2 separate regions of the Mus musculus genome follow, and region 2 is linked to region 1. The links are chromatin loops, found by intact Hi-C in ENCODE. Cell type or tissue: left cerebral cortex. All regions are shown on one strand. Links, peaks and the distances in the headings refer to the core of each region. The heading gives the core; the rest is flanking DNA.

Region 1 (2,918 bases), core at 276-2,775:
AATCATTAACCCCAAGTTACGAGTTTAAGTTAATTCAGTTATAGATATTACACACTTTTTAAAACCATATCCAATAACTTATAAGCCAATAGTCCTTTAGTGTTTGACTCTGACTTTAAAATCATAGCTGGGCAGTGGTGGCGCACACCTTTGATGCCAGCACTTGGGAGGCAGAGGCAGGCAGATTTCTGAGTTCAAGGCCAGCCTGGTCTACAGAGTGAGTTCCAGGAGAGCCAGGATTATACAGAGAAACCCTGCCTTGAAAAACAAAAAACAAAACCAATAAAATGATGCCTAGGTGTGAAAAGGGGTAAGCCATAACTAATTTTCTGAGCCAGCAATAAAGTAGAACATTATAAATCAATGTTAGTATCATCAATATTTAAACAATATTTCAATTCCTATTATTATATTAACTCCAGTGTCTAGAAAACCCAGAGGTGAACTTTGAGCCCAGTAAACTAGCTACAGGAATGAGAAACAACAATTTTTATGCTTTGAAGACCAGTTGGAAACCAGCATGCAATAGCTATGTGCATTCTTACCCATAAAATAACAAATCTTTTTTTTTTTTTTTTAAATAAATCTTTTTTTTTTTTTAAAGATTTATTTATTTATTTATTAAATGTAAGTACATTGTAGCTGTCTTCAGACACTCCAGAAGAGGGGGTCAGATCTTGTTACGGATGGTTGTGAGCCACCATATGGTTGCTGGGATTTGAACTCTGGACCTTCGGAAGAGCAGTCGGGTGCTCTAACCCACTGAGCCATCTCACCAGCCCAAAATAACAAATCTTACAAGAATAGAAATCACAGATTCATCCATAATTTGGAGAGGAGCTGGGTCTGGCACTGTGCAGTTGGGGGCAGAGCTCTGGACATTACAAAGCTATCCAATGAGCCCCAAGTGCTATTTGTGAATTGTCTATCTCCAAATCTACCTTATACATACTTGGTGTTCTAAAATGTTAAGTTTTTCTCGACCCAGCTTTCCTGCCAGCTAGACACAGGTAGGAGAAGGCAGAAGAAGTATCTGAGCCTGGGGTAGAGTCTGTAGCTTCTGAATACAATCCAAGTCAGAGCATCTCATATTGAGAGACAACTTCACAGTCAGTTAGATGCAGGTGGGGTCGGAACTATGTATGCTGCACCCGGAGCTCCCTGAGCCACTGTGCCTTACAGCCTTAAGTCAAAACACACAAAGACAGATCAGATACCTAAGACAACGATATTTAGAATTGGCCTTTTCTGCTTCTAAGTCCGTAAATTCTTATATTGTGCCTTCCTCTAATTTAGTCGCCCCCCTCCCCCACCCTATGGTAACACACGAGGAAGCACTAGACAAGTGGACAAAACACAAAACAGGAGTCAACAATATAGATTGAATTGGTGTTACACAGAGGTTTCATCAATCTAGGAGAACTTAACCGATGGGAGACTGTTTCAGCGGACTCCTTGTATAATCCCTGGAATTCCTGGTATCCTCTGGAAGTCTCTGATTAGTTGGACAGCCTAGGCATTGGGACCTAGCTGAAGTTCTCAAGTGCGGGGTTACTTAAGTTTCTACCTCCCAGCGTCAGTAGAGGGCGTTTCCAGAGCTCCCATGGCAAATAACTGATCAGAAAATAACTGATGGCCCTGGATGAACTCCCAATTACGTAGAAATTACTAAAACAAACAAGCAAACAAACAAACGATAGGTATCTCTCAATTGCCCGAACGGGTGTACAAACTCCATCCCCTTAACCAGAATCCAGGAACCAACAGGAAGCTTACTGTTTTTCTCCGAGTCTGCCATTCACCCCGGGAGTCTGCAGAGGGAACGCATTTCCCGGAGACCTTGGCTGGGTCAGCCCACCCCTCGATTATCCGGAATGAAGAGCGAATTTGGGACCATTATTTCCTTATGCGCTTCCATACCTTAAACCTGAGTTTTATTGGAAAACCAAATCAACCATTTCCGTCCAAATTTGAAGCAACCGTTTATTAAATATTAAGTACTGACCAAGCGGTGGATCTGGATCAGAAATATCCACAGAATTTCCCAGCTGGGATAGCCCCCGGTCACATGTTGTAGGGCTTTATACAGATAATCAATTTGGCCACCGTACTTTCCCACGAGGACTTGTTACTTACAAAGAACTACAATTCCCAGCATTCCTAGAAGTAACCTGGTTCCTGGGCAGGTGAGGCTTACAGGTCAAATTTGGGAATTACAATTTTCAAGCTTGATTTCCATTACATATCCACCTTCATTTCCGGAGGAAGAAGGGGAAGTGCCTAATGAATAAAGGTAGTTCAAGCAAGCTCCAGATTCCACCACGACTTAGAAAGCGCAGGGTCGTTGTTTACAAAGGGGAGGAGCAGGCAGCTGGGCGGCAGGAGCTGAGGTGATGGGTCCTTCCCGGTGCGGGATGGAAAGACAGACGGGTAGAATACAGACACAAGTGCTACTGAAATGCAAATCTCTATGTATCTGGAAAAGGTCTGGTACTGTACTGGAAGACCCGGCCAGCAACCATCATGCGGAGTCTCATCTGCACACCCTAACCCTCAGGGAGGTACTCGCGTTACTCAAGACTTAAGGGCCAATCAGAGCCTTGAGGTGGACCTGCCAGTCAGAAAAGGAGGCGGGATCTTCCGGGTGCCTTGCGGCAGCTTCAGCTCTGTAGCGGAGCGGGCTGGAAAAGTTCTGATTGTTTTTCTCTAAGCGCTGCTGCTGGGTGCTGTGAGGGAAGCTCTAGCAAATTGCTAATTCGCGACATGGTGAGTGCAGAGCCACTGCCCACAGGGGGGAGGAGCAGGCAGTTGTGTTGCAGGAGCTGGTATGGTGGCTTGTCCCTGGGTCTGGGTGGTAAGTGTGGCCAGATCTGACCACCTGTTACTTCCCTTTTTGTCCTAGTCATTCCCTGAACCCA
Region 2 (2,918 bases), core at 274-2,773, 1.7 Mb after region 1:
AGGAAAGTTAACCAAGGCCTGAATAACAGGTCTGAGTAGGTGAGATAAAGATTAGGAAACCTGAAGACCGAGTAGCTAAGGTCATCTTATCAGAGAAACAAAGAATAGAGCAAAGAAGAACAAGCCGAACCTGAGACCTGCTGACCCACTGGGGTCATAGCTGCTTCGCATGAGGAAAATGCAGATGGCATGAGATGAGACAGTGGTGGCAGCTGTGTGAATCAGAATGGACTAAGAGCCACTCTGTGTGTTGTTTGAGATGGTGATGTTTCCCTGTGTGGTAGTGCACATTTGTTAATACAATCACTTTGAAGACTGAGGCAGGAGGACCCTGAGTTTCAAGTCAGCATGAGTCACAGGATGAGACACAATAAATGAATAAATAAATAGATAAATAAATAATAAATAAATAAATAAGAAAAACAATAAGTCAACTACCCAACCAGTCAAGGTTGGGAAAGACACAGCAAATATCTTTTGTGGCATGTGGCAAATATCTTATGTGCATATCAATAGAAGTCAATAAATGCTTGAAAAGGATCCAATAATTCATACTCTGCCATACAGATTTACACTGTAGATTCCTAATGTATCCCTTGTTGGCTTTGTTTTCCTTTGTAGCAATAAAAGTTAAAGGAAGCTAACCCAAAACCAAAACCAAACGAAAACAAGGGAGTATGGTAGTTTTGGACATATGGACAGTGGATGTTTGTAAATATCAGCATTTGTCAATTCTATGATGGGTTGTAGCTTCATCTACCCAATACAAAAGGTATTACATTCCTTAATGAGGAACAAAAGCTCAGAGAAGGGGCTAGGCTGGCTCAGGCTCACACAGCTAGAAAATGACTCACTGGGGAACTCGTTCACATCTAAAGGTGGTACAACTCAAACTGCTCCCCTCCCCTACTGTAGACACTTGCAGCCCGCTCTCCTATGCTTATAAGATGACCTACTTTGACACAGCAAACTTGAGTTTACTGCTTGTCAAAATACAACAAATTGTGCCAAGAGGTGGTTTTACTGATGTCAGAACATGAGCCCCACCCAAACAGAAGGCAATGTTGATGTAGTAGCTGTGGGTGTGGTGTGGGGTACAGTCTGCATATCAGCAGTCAGCTAATCACCTGAAGAAAAGAACCACATTTGGAAATGAGTCTTGCCACACAAGTCTGCATTAACATCTCATGTGTCCTTACCTCCAGCATCAGTTCCATTCATGGAAAGGAGGGCATGATGCTAAACAGGACATGAGGAAGACCTGATGTTTTCTTCATCCCATCCATGGATGGCTGGAAATCCTGTGCCTCGCAGGTGCCCATCCACATGGTTTATTGGAAGAGCAGTAGGTATCTCACTATCTAGGTACACTTTTCCAGACAAAGAGCTTCCCTGCTCCTCCCTGCAACACAGACCTATATGTTTTACCCTTCTCTGCCATATCAGCACTGACACAGAGGATTTGGGGGGATCATGGGAACCAGAAGCCACAGACTCCTGCTGACCCCTTTGGACATTGTAACCTTCTTCCAGGCTTGGGGTAAAAGATAGTTCTTTCAAGTGGAGAAGATTTACAACCACAACACATTGCTGCTTGCAACACCATGGCAAGAAAAGATGGCCCTTGGTAGTGATGAAGATTCGCCTTCGTAATCAGGCCCCAACACAGTATAACTTATATAATGCAACAGTGCCATCAAGTGGACAGAAAACCAACCGCTGAAGAATGGCTTCCAGGACTGCAATTCTGGTGGAAGTGTTGAGAATCAGTTCCCCTCCCTCCCTGTAGCCATAGCCATTTGCCATGTTTTTAAATTTAGTTGCTCGTTCTAAAACCTTGGGCTTCCTTGGGCACATCTTCAACCTCATTCTGGAGTAGATGTGTGCTACCCTACTGCAGGGTTATTCTAGATTGTGCATTTGAAGCACTATCTTCAGAAATCTGGGTGGTGCGACATCGTCTACTAGGACACTGGCTGAGTCAACTCCTTTAGAGCTGGGAAAAAAAAGAACAAAACAAAACAGCTAAATGGCTGGAGTCCAAGGCTGTTATCTCTACTAATATTTCCAAGGTCAACATTTGATTTCTTTCTTCTTTTTTATTTTTTTCAAAAATCAGAAAATTTGAACCCAAGAGAACTTCCACTAATCAGTGCATTTGTTTTCATAGCACTTAATTTTTATTTTTTACAAAGGTACAGGGTTTCCCTGGGTACTGCAAACTGGCTGTACCTTTAAAAAATAAAATTCCTCTCTGCATGTGGAGCTGTCTCTGTCATACAAGTCTCTCAATCAGCCTTGCCTGTCTAAGTTTAGAGCACTTGTACAGAACTGTAAAGGGTCCCTAGTGACAGAAAAAGAATGATCATTTCCCTGATGAGTTGGGCTATTCCGGGACTCACATCTCCTTCACAGTCATCTACTCGTGTTTTATGTTGTTGATCTTGCCAGCGTGGGCTATGACTATACCTTGTCAACAATGAGCATTCACTTAAATAAAATCCAAGCCTGCAGACAAAATTGCTCACGTTGGAATTTTGCAGAGGCATTACCATCTCTCGCAAACTAAAATGAAGGCACAGTTGATATTGAATTGTGGACTCATTCACACATAAATGGCTTTGTCAGGTCATCATGGAGATGACATTGCTAAGGAACTCTGCAGTACATCTGTGAATGTCCATGCTACTGTCTCAAAAGACAGACAGGCTGTCTATAGGAACTGTGCAGGAGCCCACAGACTTTGACATGTATCCTCGGCATATGCATTGGATAAGGAGATGGAACGAATTAGCCATCTCTGATGCAGGTAGAGATGACACATTTCCAAGCAACACAATGCATGGCAAACCTGGGTGAAAGCTCCCTTACTGCATGTCTAGTGACTGAGAGGACATTCACTTAGACTTTTTACCATG

Evidence for each region. A loop is a pair of places that touch in the nucleus more often than their neighbours do. Peaks named below come from ENCODE experiments on the same cell type or tissue, not always from the same donor. Only the 100,000 strongest peaks of a DNase experiment are listed, where the experiment ranks them.
Region 2: a loop joins it to region 1, with 4 times the contacts of the local background. A loop is called at or near these places in 3 of 42 quality-filtered maps.

What each region holds. Positions count from the first base shown.
Region 1 is chr7:41,499,142-41,502,059 of GRCm38, reverse strand. AW146154 (expressed sequence AW146154) reads left to right here and starts at 2,170. Exons shown (of 4, transcript NM_001033530.3): 1 at 2,170-2,766. The coding sequence starts at 2,764. In left cerebral cortex, for the core only: CTCF peaks have their summits at 1,586 (motif pointing right) and 2,212; DNase peaks (open chromatin) are centred at 1,599, 2,234 and 2,571; H3K4me3 peaks cover 1,360 bases; H3K27ac peaks cover 1,130 bases.
Region 2 is chr7:39,847,114-39,850,031 of GRCm38, reverse strand. No RefSeq gene overlaps it. Among named protein-coding and RNA genes, the nearest start is that of Gm34052, 15 kb to the left of the region's middle. In left cerebral cortex, for the core only: a CTCF peak has its summit at 1,706 (motif pointing left); a DNase peak (open chromatin) is centred at 1,696.